Linked DNA regions of Homo sapiens: region 1 is linked to region 2. The links are chromatin loops, found by intact Hi-C in ENCODE. Cell type or tissue: dorsolateral prefrontal cortex. All regions are shown on one strand. Each heading gives the region's core, and the rest is flanking DNA. Links, peaks and the distances in the headings are about the cores only.

Region 1 (8,149 bases), core at 2,600-6,599, 160 kb after region 2:
CCCTCCTCCCCACTCCTTACAGTAAACAGCAGTTATGGGGACTGCAGTCAAATTCCCTATTTACTGCCTTTCCTGAGTCAGTTTCTTTTGGGTGAAAACAGTCTCTGATGCAGCTCTATTGCACCATTTCAGCGGGTGTTTATCATTTAAAAGGAACAATTTTAATACCTACATTTGCCTTACAGTATGAGCCATAAATGTGATTTAGGTTTCCCTTTATAATAGACTCTACAAACGATTGCCTAGGCTCCAGAAGAACTGTTTCTCCAAGTGCTGGCCATGAAAATGAACAGGCTTTTCCTTTCTTTACGAAAGTTTTCCTTTTTAATACCTCTTGAAATTAATTGAACAAAAACTGGGTAAATGGGCTGACTCACACATCTTCCTTGCTGGGAGTCTGGAGCCTGCCAGCAATGTCTTGGGAAAGGATGGGTCTCCCAGAGTGGGCATGGGAGGAAGGCCCAGGAGGTTGTGCTGCTGATGCTGTTTGTCCTACTTCCTGCCCCCCTGGGCCCCAGCTTCCTCCTCTGCAATGGTGGGGTGGCGATGGTGGTAATAACATAGATCTCCGACATCAGTGCTACTCAAAGCCAGGTTTGTGGGCTGGCAGCATCAGCATCACCTAAGAGCTTGCTAGAAATGCCAATTCCCTGGCTCTGCCCAGACTTGCTAAATCAGAATCTGGAGGTAGGGCCCAGCAATCTGTACGAGAAGGTTGTCCGGGTAATTCTAATACATGCTAATGTTTGGGAAGCTCTGACTATTTGGAAGCAGAACTAGAAGCCTGTCAGGGGTCACAGTGAACTGCTGAAAGTGTTTATGAGCTCCCATAATCCAGTGGCATCCTGGTCCTGGGAGCGGTGAACCCACTGGGTGCTTAGGATCCAAGCTGGTGAGTGACAAAAGTAATGGATCCAGTCTTGGACACCATAGACTAGACTTGAAAGTTGACAGACTCAGGTGTGTGTCCTGAGATGGGAAAGAGGACGGTGACAAGTCTGAAAGATAGAATCTGTCCTGTTTATTCAGAGTTGATGTCTACATGGTTTCAGGGTTCAGAGCTGGGTAGAACCCCAGGGGAGAGGAGGCATCCTGGCCAATGGAAGTGTGCAGGCAGGAGCTTCAGATTGTGATCCCCTTTGCCATTGAAGGGTTTCCTACATTAGGGAGGGTCCCCATTGGCCTCAACATTCCAGGACCTGTTTCCTTTTAGCCTATACCTCACCTTCTTGTGGCCTCCCTTCCCCAGAGTGGAAGGGTTGTAACCCTGTAAATGAGGAAAGTCCTTCTGCATGGACATACTGCTTCCTGCTGAGAAATACCTCCATTCAGGGGAAAAATGGGATTAATTTTTAGCGGAAGCAGCAGTGGCTGAACATGCAGTTTTCAAATTGTTGACTATGATATTAAGTAACAAGCAGACTCCTGTCCAAAGGATGTTATTAAAATTAACTGTTTTAGCACTACAGTTAGAATCAAAAACCAATCTGTCACTCCTAAATTGGTTTCTTTCAACTGCTATTTGCGGGTAAAATGAACAGTTTTAACAATTACATCTCCAGTGCAAATCATAAACTTGATTTACAGGAAAACACTTAATTTACTGCATTTGACTGTGCACCAGAGCTGCCAATTATCTGACTGTAAATTTCCCCACTTGGTTATTTGTTTCCTAAACAGCAGCCTTGGCCCCATTGCCTCCCTCACCTCTGGGCCCAAGGCCCCACCTGGGGTTGCAGAACCTGATTGGGGTTTTGTTTGTGAAGCGCTGGTGCTCGAAAGCAGACAGGGTCCACATGGACCCTCTGTCTGTGTTATTTCAAGTTGTAAAATATTGAGTAGAATATCACTGCTCTTTAACCTAGTCTGAGCTAGCCATGAAGGAGGAAGAATCACAGAATCTGTGAGCATAAAGACCATGGAGAGAATCATTCATTCATCCATTCATCAAACAATGATTACGCAGTCATTTTCCCAGAGCTGGGAGCTATAGGCTATGCAGTGATGGCTGCGTCTCCCATGGTTCCTGCCCTCAACAAATTCACAGTCTAAGAGGAAATACATGTGCTGTATTATTCAATATCATTTTGTGGTATAATAAATTTTCCCTTTAGTTGTTGGCTGTTAATGAGCCAAAGTGCTGGGGCCCACTGAGAAGTGATTGTTCTGCTTGGAGGTGCTGGAGAAAATAGAGAAACTCACATGCCGTAGTTTTGCAGAAGTTCCATTTGAACTGAGTCTTGATGTCTGAATACGAGCTTTTCAGGTAGAGAAGGAGAGGAAAGGGTCTTTCAGGCAGGGGGAACAGCATCAGCCAATTCTTTTTGGCACAGAAGAACAGGGTATGTTTAGTGAGGGGGTGAATGGTCTGGCCTGGGAGGAGGGAAGGGGGCAGGTTGGCACCAGGATGCCGCTTTTAAGGAGTTTAGAGTCTGTTGGATTTATAATCCAAGTCCTTCTCTAGCTAAGCAAATGGAAGTCCACAGCATTGAGATACCCCGTGTAAGTCAGGAGAGACTGTAAATGCCAAGAAGCTATAGGATGGAGAATGGAGGATAGTTTCCTGGTATTTTGAGAAGTAAGAAAGCATATGCAAACATATGTAAATGAGATGCAAGCCGGCACCTGCTCTGCATTGTGTAGTCAGCCAGCTTTCTGCAGCCCTGTGTGTTTCTACAAAGGTGAGAGAGGTGCCTCCTTGTGACTCCAGCTGAGCTACGGGAGATATCAGGGGGTTTCATAAAAAAGAAAAATTACCCCAAGACTTTCCCTGCCAGGGTCCTTTCTGTTGGAGGAAGTGTCCCCTTGGGAGAGAGAAGAGGACCAGAATTTAGGCCTCAGAAGGGAAGGATGAAGCCCCCAAAGTTGCCACCTTCTAGGGAGCCCAGACCTCAGGATTTTGAGGAGTTGGCTCCATCAGTGTCAAGAGGTTTGTGTGGGCAGCTGGCTTGGGAGGGTGGGGGGTTCTCATGCCCTCTGCTCAGGCCCTCTGCTTCACCCCAGCATGCCCCACTCCCCTAGGCTCAGTGTCCCCACGGGAAGGGATCAGTGGGAGCTTTCAGCGCCAATGTCTCATGAGTTGAAGGTCAGTGGTTTTCTCTTGGACTGATGATTGTCCTGCTCTGATCCACCTGACTCCAGAGGGGTGGGTACTGACATGGTGACTCAAGAATGTGGCCTCGGTCTCCCCCTGGGGCCTTGTGGTTAATCCCCTACTCTCCTGTGGTCTGGAACCACTGAATGCAGATTCAAATCTCTCTTTCCTCCATGATTCTATCAAGAAAGAAGAGGGTTGTCATCTCAGTTGACACAGGGGTGGAGGCCCGTGCGTGGGCCCCTGAAGTTTCTAGGGCTGACTCTTCCTAATTTTCTGTGTGGCCTTGAACAAATCCTCTCTCTGGATGTCACTCGCACCTAAGAAGCCAGATACTTCAGGTAAGAGCCCTTTCCTGTTGACAGTTGCCTCATCCTGACCTGCTGGCAGGGTGTGTGGCGGGGAGCTGAGCCCCTTAGGGACAGGGGCTGCTTGACAAACATTTTGGAGGGCTGAGGGGGGCATTGGGGCATCCCCACCTCCAGGAAAACACTGCAGCCTCAGGCCCCTGCAGTAGAGGCACCCCTGGAGGGAGGGAGGGCCAGCTGCCAGGCTCGTGCCCCTTGTGGGTCCAGGGGGCCGACGTTGGGGAGGGCTCTCCGCCATTTCTGGCTGCCCCTCTAGTCCTTCCTCGGGTCTCTTTCATCCTCCCTCCCCTCTCTCCCATCTGCATGCCAGACTTTCCCTCCCAGTCTTTTCTATCTGTGCTCTCTCTCTTATTCTCTGAGTCCCATGGTTTTCTCTCAGCTCCCTGCCTGGCCTCTCTGTCTCCCTGCAGGCCTCTCTCTTTCATCTTCCTCTCCTTGCCTGCTCTGGAAGTCCTTCTCCATGTGTTCCCCTGCCTCGGTATAACCTCTCCTCTGTCCACCTGCACCCACTTTCTCCCCCAGCTTCCCCCACCCAGCTCCCAAGTCCTGAGCGCTTTGGGGGAAACTGAGGACAGGTTTCACCCTACTAAGGATGGAACAGGCAGGACGGGAGAGAATAGCCAGCCTTCAGCAGGTGGCACTGTTGGGTGACTTTTGCTTGTAAAACCTTTTAGCACTGAAAAAACATGCTGGAATCTATTGGCATTTGAGAGGCTCTTTTTTTTAAAAAAATAAAAATAATGACTCTCATTTCCTGGGCATCATTAAACAAGGTGCAGTGTTTGTGTGTGTACGTGTGTGATGAGGATGTATGCACACAGATGTCTGCACCTGAGCCTGTGGGGCTGGAGTGTAGGGGTGTATGTGTGAGCAAATGTCAGGGCCCTGGGTGCCTGGGTCTACATGTGTAGGGATGGGAGTGTCTGTGTGCGACACACACAACCTGTGTGAATGTGGGTTTCCGTATGAACTGGTGTGTACCAGCATGGGATGTGTCTACACGTATGCACCATCACACATGAAAGTATGTGTGTGAGCGAGCAGGGCAGGTCGGGCTGTGTGGGGAGCAGGGTGGTGTGTTTGTGTCTGCGGATGTACCCACCAGCGGAAGCACAGTGGAGGGGAGGGAGAGTCATGGAATTAGGCCTCCAGGTTTCAATTCTGGCTTCACACTGCAGTGGTGTGATTTTGCTGAAGTCTCTGAGCCTCAGACTCTTCATCTGAGAAATGAGATAATAGCATTATCTGGCACTCCGGATGACTGTGAGGATTAAATAGGCTCTTCTGTGTAAAGGGCCTGTCCTGGCATGGGCCCAGTAGGCTCAGGGCCACAGTGTGTCTGGGTGAGAGTCAGCAGGTGTGGCCTTCTGCTCTCCAGCTCCACTGTCTGGCTGGGCTGGACTTGCTGGCCCTCAGGCCTGTGGTGTTGGCCTCTCTAGGGGTATGAAGACCCAGGGGTGGGGATGTCCTGAGGGCTCTGGGGTCTGACCAGCCCTAGTGTTTCCTGGCTCTGCTGGATAGAACCACAGCCAGAATGACCGCCCCCCTGCCCCGCCCCCCAGCAGTGGAGATCCAGCATGCAAGAGCTGCAGTGGCCCTCAGGGGTCGTCGACTCCATCCAGCTCCCAACATAACAGGAGAGGGGAGGGCAGGCCACAGCTCCCCACATAACAGGAGAGGGGAGGGCAGCCCACAGCTCCCCACATAACAGGAGAGGGGAGGGCAGCCCACAGCTCCCCACGTAACTGGAGAGGAGATGGCAGCCCAGAGGGGCCGGTAGCCTGACCTGCGCCCCATCGTAAGTCATGGGCTGGCCACTGTCTGAGGGCTGTAAGCTGGGCTGATTCCGAGGCTGGGGCCCAGAGGCAGAGGCAGAGGCAGAGGGCAGCTCCCTGCCTCAGCTCCTTGCAGTCCTGACTCCACCCCTCCACCCCTCTTCTTTCCTCTTCCTCATCTCTTTGTGGCGACCTTCTGCCTTAGAGCTGAAAGTGGAAAGAGGGCCGCATCTGACTGGTTCTCTACTGCTGTGTAACAACCATACCAGAAGAGAGGGGCTTCGAGCAATGTCTTCTTCTTTTGCTCTGCTCTCTGGGTTGTCTGGGACTCACCTGGGTCTCTCATGTGGTGGCTAAGGCTGGCTTCTTGGGGTCTTTGCCTCTCTTCTTGCAGCATCTCATCCTCCAGGGCCTCTCCACGTGGCTTGGGCCTCTCCCAGCAGTGTGGGCTCAGGGTAGTGATTCTTTTTATGTAGCAGCTAGCTCCCAGGACACTGCCAGTGGAGGCTGTCAGGCTAGTTAAGGGCTAAGGCTTGGACTGGCACAAGGTCTCTTCCTCCTATTCTTTTGGAAAAAATCATCATGACCCACCCAAATTCAAGAGGGCAGAGAAATAGAACCCACTTCTTTATAGAGGAGGGGAAGGTCATATTGCCAAAAAGCCTGTGGGATGGGTGATGGTGTGGTGGGCATCTTTGGAAAGTGCAATCTGCTACACCATCTTAATGGCATTATAAGATGACAAGCAAATGCCAGTCTTAAGAATGTTTCTTCTCCACCATTTCATCCAGCCCTCCCAACAGCCATCTGCAGTGGGCCTGTCCTGGCTTCATCACCCCCTGTGTCACCCTGGGCAACTCCCTTCACTTCTCAGCACCTCAGTTTCCACGTGTTGAACAGGAGTGGTAATAGTTCCTGTTTCATTGAGTTGTCATAAAGCAAGAACTCAGCCCAGCACCTGGAGAGACCTCAAATGCGTTGTTACTATCATCGCCCTTCTCTTCCTTTCACAGATGAGGAAACTGAGTCTCAGAGAAGTCGAGGGACTGGCTCAGAGATGTACAGCATGGCATTGCTGGAGCCGGCCTGGAAGACAAGCAGTCTCCCTCCAATTGCACACTGTTTTCTCTGAGGCTCTGCATTGTTGGAGGAAGGGTCAGAGGGGCTGGAGAGGAAGAAACAATGCAAATATGAGGCAGCAGAAGGGAAATAGAGGTACTGGGGGCTTCCAGCCTCATGCTGCTTGCTCTCTCCTGAATCCATCGTTGGTCTTTCTGTCCTAATCCGACCACTCCATCGCCAGCCTCCATTCCTCTGAATGTTGATAGAAGAGCTCCGGACTCTTTCCAGCTTTCCAGACTTTTCCACTCACACAGACTCAAGGGTCCTCCCAACTGTCTTGTGAAAAGAGGCCATCCCATTCCACAGGAGGGGAAACTGAGGCTTGGAAAAGGCACATGGTCCCATGTAGCGTCACTGTGGCTCTTCGGACTCTTCCAGGTCCCTCTGCCTGTCCTGGGCCTGCCATTGTTCCACCTCCAGGTCTGCCCACTGCCTGCACCTCTCCTCCCCGTCTCACCTTGCCCTGCACTGCAGCTGCCACGACCTCCAGCAGCCCTTTAGACCAACGTCCTAAAGCGATAATGCCATGATGTTCCTGGCTTTTTCAAAACCCTTTTCCTAGAGTGTGTTAACCAGAATGGCAGTCCCACGAGGATCTCTGTGATGAAAGGGCTTCATGGTCAAATAGTTTGGGAAACGTGGCTTCCTTTGTCCCTTCCTTCTCAGTTTGCCAAATTTAATTATGCCACACCCCCATGCACCTTCTTTTGTTTCATGATATCATTATTTAATACCCCATTTTGGAATATTATCTAAGAAATGTGGCCTGAGGAATGAAGTTCAAATCTCTCCTCTTGGCGTCCAAAGGGCTTCACCATCAGATCTCAACCTTGTTTTCCACCGTGCCTCTCTTGGACATCCAGAGCCCTTGCCCTCCCCTCAGTAGTCCCTGGTGTCCACAAAATCCATGGTCTCACCCTCCCTGTTTTTGCTCAGACCTCTCAACTCCCGTCATGTATCTCAGAGCTCTGTTTCTCCAGGGACACCCCCAACCTCTCACCCCTTGGCGGTGCACTGACTGCTGCATCTCACTCAGCCATTGGTTGGGTGCAAAGTAAATTTTCTTTCCAGGCATGAACCTGAGTCCCAAACTCAACCCTAAGCTCTTTAAGGGTGCAAGTGTCATCTTGGGTTTCTGCGTCTCCTGACTTCCTCCCCAGGCCTGGTGCAGAAGCACTGGCAATGCGTCTTATGCTGGGCAGACGGTGCCCAGCAAAGTTGAATAGATATGTGGCAACAGGCTGGCTCAGCTGGAGTTTCACCCTCAGTAGGGAGGAACACATAACTCCTTCTTGCTGTGGTATGGGAGTCCCAGGGTCTCAGGACAGTAGAGGCCACTGGTCCACACATGTCTTCTATGTTCAGTTTGATCTGAATTTGAGATTAGCGATTCTCTTTCTCCTCTCCCTAGTGGGAGAACAACAGGAGCTGGGCTTTGGCTGTAGCAGCAGAGGTCCCAGTTAGACTCAAGGAATAACTTTCCAAGTAGCAGAGACTGTGGACCATTTGCCAGATTGGATTTCAGTGATTGGTTTTAGACTAAGAGGACTTTCTCTGTTGTCCTTAAGGATTTAGGGGTGACTGTGTTCTCCCAAGAGGTGGATAAGATGACCTCTTTTGGGCTTTTCTATCCCTGTAATTTCCAGAGCTGCCAGCTCTCTGGGTCCCTGGGGTCACAAAGGGAGGAAGAATTTCGACACAGGGAAGGAGGTGGGAGGAAAGGGGAGAGGGGTTTGTGTTGGGGGAACAGACCCCAACCTCTGCAGCTGGGGCATGTACTGCCCAGAGGA
Region 2 (8,149 bases), core at 1,852-5,851:
CTCCCATCAAGAATGTGAATACATGTACGTATTCAGAGGAAAAGAGTTCATGCAGCCTACTACAGTATAATTATTAATATCTTACTCCCTAAATTATGAACTTTAATTATGTATATATAGCAACAAACTTGGTGTAGATAGGGTTTGCGGTTTCAGGCATCCACTGGGGGTCTAAGAACGTTTGCCCCATGGATAAGGGAGGATTACTGTAACACCAGCAGTGGCAAGAGACATGATCTGATTTGGATGCACAGGAGAAAGTTCTCATTTGAGGCCATGAAAAATAGGAAAGAAAGCAGGGAGATGGGAGCAGGCAGTGTGGGACAAGGTGAGACCAGTCATTCTGCAAGGGGAAGAGAGGATGACACTGGGGAGGTGGGAGCAGAGTGGGTAGGTAGGCATTCTCTTGAATCAACAAGATGGAAGGCCCTACATGACTGATGCCTTTGAGCAGAGTTTTGCACAATGCATTTCTGGTGGGAGATACTCCATTTCAAAAATAGTCTTCAGGTTGGCTGCTAGAGCACAGAAGTATGACACCTGACTCATTTGTGCTGGCAGAGAGGCTCTCCTGGGTTTTAGAGCTTTGTGAACACACCTCCATACATTAATCCAACTGTCCTTCCCCATCCACTCACCCTTGAACTTCCCGCATGCCAGATGTTGAGGGGAGGCAGAAATGAGACCTGCCTCCCAGTGCCCACAGTCTGGATGAGAGGGTACAGGTGAGGTCCTGGTAAGAAACGAAGCTGGAGAGGTCAGCGGAGAATAAATCAGGGAGGATCTTGTATGCCAAGCTAAGGATTTCACTTGTTCAGTGTTTTGGTTAAAGAAAATAAAACGTTGGAGAATTAGATGTTCTGCAGTGGATTGTGTGTTCTTTTCACATGCCGAGTTCCTCCACACAGGAAATACTTTGGCAACGCTCTGGCTGCTCATCATGCATATTGGAGAGGGAATTTATGTAGAAGGTTATGGGTCGATGAGATGGCATCCAAGTATTTATCGTATTTTTTTGAGATGGAGTTTCACTCTTGTTGCCCCGGCTGGAGTGCAATGGCACGACCTCAGCTCACTGCAACCTCCGCCTCCTGGGTTCAAGCAATTCTCTGCCTCAGCTTCCCGAGTAGCTGGGATTACAGGCATGTGCCACCATACCTGGCTAATTTTGTATTTTGTAGTAGAGACGGAGTTTTTCCATGTTGGTCAGGCTGGTCTTGAACTCCTGACCTCAGGTGATCTGCCCACCCCGCCTCCCAAAGTGCTGGGATTACCGTCGTGAGGCACCGCGCCTGGCCCCAAGTATTAATAACTCGGAAAAAGGGACCAGATCAGGAATCAGGAGTCACAGTTCCTGATCTCCACTCAGCTTACAATCAGCTGGGGCCATGGATGGGCAAAAGACTTCCCTTTTCTGGGCTTCTATTTCCCTCCCTGTGTCTGTCTGCTATCCGGGCTAGATGAGTAATTCCGAAACCTGGCAGGTGGGGGCTTTCTTTTTTTCTTTTTGTGAGATGGAGTGTTGCTTTGTCACCCAGGCTGGGGTGCAGTGGCACTGTTTTGGCTCACTGCAACCTCTGCCTCCTGAGTTCAAGCGATTCTCCTGCCTCAGTCTTCTGAGTAGCTGGAACTACAGGCGCCTGCCACCATGCTTGGGTAATTTTTTGTATTTTTAGTAGAGATGGGGTTTCACCATGTTGGCCAGGCTGGGGGCTTGTTAAAAATACAAATGCTGGCTGGGTGTGGTGGCTTATACCTGTAATCCCGGCACTTTGGGAGGCTGAGGCGGGTGGATCACTTGACGTCAGGAGTTCGAGACCAGCCTGGCCAACATGGTGAAACATCTCTACTAAAAATACAAAAATTAGCTGGGCGTGGTGGTGCGTGCCTGTAATCTCAATTACTCAGGAGGTGGAGGCACGAGAATTGCTTGAACCCAGGAGGCGGAGGTTGCAGTGAGCCGAGACCATGCCACTGCACTCCAGCCTGGGTGACAGAGCGAGGCTCTGTCTCAAAAACAACAAATGCCCAGCCTCTTGCCCCAGTTTTCAGAGTTAGTAGATCTGGGTAGCGCCCAAGCACCTGATGTTTTAATAGCTTCCCAGGTGAGGCTGCTTCAGGAAACTGGACTGAAGCTTCCCAGGTGAGCTCAGGCTTGGGAAGCTGGACTGAAGTTTCTCTAAGATCCGTTCTGCCTCTGAGAATTCTGTCTCTAATGGGAATACTGTCTCTGCCCTCAAGAAGCTGGCAGATGAACAGTAATACTATTGCTAATTAATGACCACAGAATAGCTAACATTTATTGTTTACCATGTGCCAGGTACTGAGCTAAGTCTTGCACAAATTATCTCATTTACCTTTTTTTTTTTTTTTTTTTGAGAATGAGTCTCGCTCTGTCACCCAGGCTGGAGCTCTGGATTGCACCAGTGGCGCAATCTCAGCTCACTGCAACCTCCACCTTCTGGGTTCAAGTGATTCTCCTGCCTCAGCCTCCATAGTAGCTGGGATTACAGGTGTGTACCACCACACCTGGCTAATTTTTGTATAGTAGAGACAGGGTTTCTCCATGTTGGCCAGGCTGGTCTTGAACTCCAGACCTCAGGTGACCCACCTGCCTCAGCCTCCCAAAGTGCTGGGATTACAGGCATGATCCACTGCACCTGGCCTCATTTACCTGCACTCGGAGGGAAGTACTATTACCCCCATTTTATAGATGAGGAAATTGAGGCTCAAAGAGGTTAAGGAACTTGGTTAAAGTTACACAACTATGGCATCCTATGATAAGCCTGGGGGCATTTGTGGAACATCTTGCCAAGGAGCTAGAAATGGTCCTGAGCCTTAAATGGGTGGAGGTGATTAGCTGAGGCAGCGATTCTCCAGGTGTGGTCCTGGACAGCAGCAGCAGTGTCACCAGGGAACTTGCTAGAAATTCAATTTCTTGGGCTCCACCCTAGAATTACTGAATCAGAAGCTGTGGGTGGGGCCAGGTAACCTGTTTTTTTTTTTGAGTTGCCCAGGCTGGAGTGCAGTGGCGTGATCTTGCTTCACTGCAACCTCCGCCTCCTGGGTGCGATTCTCCACCTCAGCTTCCTGAGTAGCTGGGACTACTGGTGCCTGCCACCACGCCTGGCTAATTTTTTTTTTTTTTGTACTTTTTAGTAGAGATGGGATTTCACCATGTTGGTCTGGCTGGTCTTGAACTCCTGACGTCAGGTGATCCGCTGGCCTCGGCCTCCAAAAGTGCTGGGATTATAGGTGTGAGCCACCGCGTCCAGCCAGAACCTGTGTTTTGATAAGCTCTCCAGGTGATTCAGATGCATGCTAAAGTTTGAGAACCACTGAGCTTAGGGAAGGGGAGGATATTCCAGAGGGGGACAGCTGTGGAGACCCGGTAGGACAGTGCTGTAGACTGCCCCATCCCTGCCTTTTCACTTGGTGAAATAAAGACGTGTGATGCACTATGCAGACTCCCACAAGGGGGCACTGTGGGCACAGACGTGGAAGCGGTCTGCTTTGTTGTCAAGACCGCTACCCTTGTGGAAGCATGAAAAAAGCTTGATGCCAGATCAACTGGAGAGGTCACTCTTTCTTCTCAGAGAAGGTCTAATGGGGGTGGTAATCTTGTTTATAGGATTCGGCCCTCGTAGGGAAGCTGAACCTGGAGGGCTTTCTGCTGTTCATATGTGCATGGTGATGTCTACCCATCCGTGCTGCGAGGTCTCTGCAGATCCTGTGCAAACAGCATTCCCCCTTTTGTAGCTGCCCAGCCAGGCAGCTTGCGGTTTCTATTGGGGGAGGTGGGGGCCGAAGGCTGGGAACCCCAGCAGCCCGATTCTGCTTCAGCCTTCTGCCTACAGTGCTATGCCTCTGTCCTATTCTTTGACAAGCATGGGTCCGGGGCCACAGTGCTGGGTCCAAGACCTGTTTTCAAGCCTTAGCTCTGCCCCACCACACTTTAAGATCTCTGGCAAGACCCCTTTCTCCTCTGGGTCTCAGTTTCCTACACTGTAGGATGAGAGAGTGGTGCTGAGAAAGTGGCTGTCAACATCTCTTTCCACTATAAAATTCTGCCCTGGGAGTTGAGGAAGAGACTGCCTTGTGCTTTTCAAGGACCTCGGATTGCAGGGGATCTGTAAACCCTGCTACATGACATCCATCTCCAGTAGCCACTTAAGGAAGCATTTCCAGGGATATGGTGCAAGTCAGTAAGGTGGAATCTCTCAAACAAGATTTTTTAAAAAGTCCATATCTTCAGACATCCAGAATTTGCTTTTATAGGTTTCTATTCTGCACTGTTTGGAAGAAGGAAAATTTATACCATGTTCTCTTTTCTGCTGCAGTGTGTATTTCTTCCAAAAATACATTGCCTCGGAGGGTCTTTGGCATTCACCTCGTTAATCCAGGGATTGGCATCCTATACTCTCGGTGACTGCTCACCCAGCTGAGCCACTGCTCTGCCTGGGCAGGAAATCTCCAGAACTGCCTTTTCAGAGCGCTATAGATGTGCTCATCCCTGGGTTATAAGGGGATTCAAAAGAGTGGTCCAGCCCTCTGCTGGCTCCCACCGTCGATGATGATATTCAGAGAGTCTGGTTAGAAATTGCCCAACCCAGCCGCGTGCGGTGGCTCACGCCTGTAATCACGTTGGGAGGCCAAGATGGGCAGATCACAAGGTCAGGAGTTCGAGACCAGCTTGGTCAATATGGTGAAACCCCGTCTCTACTAAAAACACAAAAATTAGCCGGGCATGGGGGCATGCACCTGTGGTCCCAGCTGCTCAGGAGGCTGAGGCAGAAGAATCGCTTGAACCTGGGAGAGGGAGGTTGCAGTGAGCCGCGATTGCACCACTGCACTCCAGCCTGGGCGACAGAGCGAGAGTCCATCTCAAAAAAAAAAAAAAAAAAAAAATTGCCCAACCCATAGGCAAACATTGTTAACTGCAGCTGTCCTTGGTGGAGGAAACAAGTTAAACATGATGTCTCTTTCCATCAGGCCTCCTTGGAGCGGGGAAGGAGAGCTCTTCAGTTCCTTTGGCACCTTCACGCAGCATGCAAGACGGGCTGCTTTTTCTTCTGTTTATGGATGAGGCACAGAGGGTAGATGACTTGCCCCAAGTCCTTCAGCTCATTCATGCTGGGGAAAGGAGTAAGCTTCAGGCGTCTTCCCCTGGAGTTCACGCCACCTCTGACAGCAAGTGAGCCGTTTGCTACTCAAGTGCTGTTTCTTGCTTTTTTAAGGTAACAAAACACTGCATGCTGTCTGGGGTACCTTTTCCCTGCTGTTCAGTTCATTGCCCTGTGTCGTCTCACAGAGCGTGTCACTGGTACAGAAATGTTCCCTGGGAAGCTAGAGTTGAAACATCGCCCACTGGTGCTCCTGAGCTGGCTTTGTCATGGGTTTAGAGGGTATGTTAGGGAGGAGGCCTTCTGCTGCAAGTCTCTGAGAAGTCAGCTTACACTGCCTTGAACAGTGAGGTTGCTTATTAGCTCCTGTAAGAACCCCCTGGATGCCCAGGAGCCTTCAGGGTTGGTGGACACTGCAGTTTAACAGCGTCTTCGAGGGCCTAGACGTTTTCTCTCTCCACTTTGCTGCCAATGCTGGTGCCATTCTGAGGGATAGTTGCCCATCACAGTGGGGCTGGGACTGGGTGAGGCAATGAAGCGCTTAGCATGTGAAATCCAAGGAGGTCTTCACCCACAGTGGTGCTAGTGCAAGGTCAGCATCTCCTTGACCCTAAGAGCACCTTGCCCTAGTACTGGGGCCTGTGGGAGGCCACCCACTCTCCACAAAGGCCAGACCAGAAGTCACCTGTGTTTTTTCTGCTCCTCTTCCATCGGCTGGGACTTAGTCTCCTGCAACACCTAATAACTGTGAGGTGGGCTGGGAAATATAGGCTTGTTCCAGCTCAGGCAGATGTGGGAGCACAGTTTTGGGGGACAATGACCAGTCTTTGCCACAGCAGGAAGAAAATGGTTGCTTCATAGGGATCCTTTCAGCAGAAACCTCCCAGCAAAAGGGGGAAGTTTACTGGGAAGCTGTGGGTGATCTAACAAAGCCAAAAGGTAGGCGGTGCTGGCAGCCTCCCTGGATTTGGGTCTGGAAAATCATTTCAGAACAAATCAGCTCTTCCTTCTCCCCTCCTTCCTCCTTCCCCCTCTTTGAGTCTATGCCTCTCTCTCTCTCTCTACAGGCTGGCTTTTCTTTGTTCCCCTTTCTGCCCCATGGCTGCCACAACCAGGATTTTATTGCTCCCCATTCCAAACTTCCGGCCAGATTAGTTAGACCTGCATCCTCCTTGCCACTTCCCAGGGACAAGATGCTGACTGGTCTGTCAGCTCATGGAGCCCACTCCCACTTACCTGGGGCTGAGGAGCACCTGCTGGGAAGGTTTGAGGGCAGGAGGGCTGCTGATGTATCCAATGCAGCCACCACTCCCACCGCTGAGACATCTGTCTTTCTTTCCTTCTTGTCACTCCCAGACCTCAGCAAGTGGCCGCTTTAAAAAGAGAATAAGAGCTTTATTGAGGTTTAATTCACAGACCATATATTCACCCTTGTAAAGTGTGCAATTCAATGGGTTTCAATGTATTTGCAGAGTGGTGCAACCACCACCACCACCTAATTTTTAAACATTTTGATTTTTATTTGGTCTCACTCTGTCACCCAGCCTGGAGTGCAGTGATGTGATCATAGCTCGTTGCATCCTCGAACTCCTAGGCTAAAGTAATTCTTCCACTTCAGCCTCCCACATAACTAGGACTACAGGTGCACAGCACCAGGCCCAGCTACTTTTTTTTTCTTTTTTTTTAGTTTTTGTAGAGACAGAGTCTCTACATTATGTTGCGCCTCCTGGCCTCAAGCTATCCTCCCACCACACCTATTCATTTTTGATCATTTTTATTATGCCAAAAAGAAACCCTTAGCCCGGCAGGTGTCTCATGCTTATAATCCCTGCACTTTGGGAGGCTGAGGCGAGCAGATCACCTGAGGTCAGGCGTTCGAGACCAGCATGGCCAACCTGGCAAAACCCTGTCTCTACTAAAAATAAAAAATTAGACGGGCATGGTGGTGAGCACCTGTAATCCCAGCTACTTGGGAGGCTAAGGCAGGAGAATCCCTTGAACCTGGAAGGCAGAGGTTGCAGCGAGCTGAGATTGCGCCACTGCACTCCAGCCTGGGCAACAGAGTGGGTGAGACTCTGTCTCAAACAACAACAAAAAGAAACCCTGTAGACATTAGCAGTCTCTCCCTATTTCCCTCAACCTCTGCCCCAGCCCCTGGCAACCACAAATCTGTTTTCTGTTTTTATAAATTTGTCTATTCTGGAAACTTCATATAAATGAAATCATATAGTGTATATAGGTTTTTATGACCGGATTCTTTCACTCAGCCTAATGTTTCCGTGCTATGTCCACACCGTAGCATGTATCAGTAATTTATTCCTTTTAATTACCAAGTAACATTCCCTTGTGTGGATTTACCACGTCAACATCAGTTGATGGATATTTGTGTTGTTTCTGCTTTTTGGCTATTCTGAATAATTTTGCAGCTATGAAAATTCATGTGCAAGTTTTTGTGTGGATGTTTTCACTTCTCTTGGGTATATACCTCGGGGTGGAATTGCTGGGCCTTATGGTGACTCTCTGGTTAACTGTTTTCCACAGAGGCAGCACCATTTTATGTTCCCACCAGCAATGTACGAAGGTTCTAATTTCTCCACATCCTTCCTGACACTTGTTATTATCTGTACTTGATTTTAGCCATGCAAGTAGGTATGAAGTGGTATCTCATTATGGTTTTGATTTGCATTTCATAATAACTAATGGTGTTGAGCATCATTTCATCTGCTTATTGGCTGTTTATATGTCTTCTTTAGAAAAATGCCTGTTTGAATCCTTTGCTTATTTTCAAATGGGGTGATTTGTCTTTTTATTGTGTTGTGTTAGTTTATATATCCTGGATGCAAATCTCTTATCAGATATATGGTTTGCAAATATTTTCTCCTATTCTGTGGATTGTCCATTTTTAAAATTTATTTATTTATTTATTTATTTTGAGACAGGGCCTTGCCCTGTCGCCCAGGCTGGAGTACAGTGGCTTGATCTCGGCTCACTGCAACCTCTGCCTCCCAGGTTCAAGCAATTCTCGT

Evidence for each region. Hi-C counts contacts between places; a loop is a spot of excess contacts. Peaks named below come from ENCODE experiments on the same cell type or tissue, not always from the same donor. Only the 100,000 strongest peaks of a DNase experiment are listed, where the experiment ranks them.
Region 1: a loop joins it to region 2, with 6 times the contacts of the local background. A loop is called at or near these places in 8 of 110 quality-filtered maps.

Annotation. Positions count from the first base shown.
Region 1 is chr10:78,207,564-78,215,712 of GRCh38, forward strand. No RefSeq gene overlaps it. Among named protein-coding and RNA genes, the nearest start is that of LINC00856, 37 kb to the right of the region's middle. RefSeq lists enhancers at 4,474-5,030, 5,070-8,149. In dorsolateral prefrontal cortex, for the core only: a CTCF peak has its summit at 4,103 (motif pointing right); DNase peaks (open chromatin) are centred at 4,088 and 4,798; H3K27ac peaks cover 661 bases.
Region 2 is chr10:78,043,989-78,052,137 of GRCh38, forward strand. It overlaps a transcript of RPS24 not described here. Among named protein-coding and RNA genes, the nearest start is that of RPS24, 14 kb to the left of the region's middle. RefSeq lists an enhancer at 3,582-3,641. In dorsolateral prefrontal cortex, for the core only: CTCF peaks have their summits at 3,482 (motif pointing right) and 3,681; DNase peaks (open chromatin) are centred at 3,186 and 3,483; H3K4me3 peaks cover 460 bases.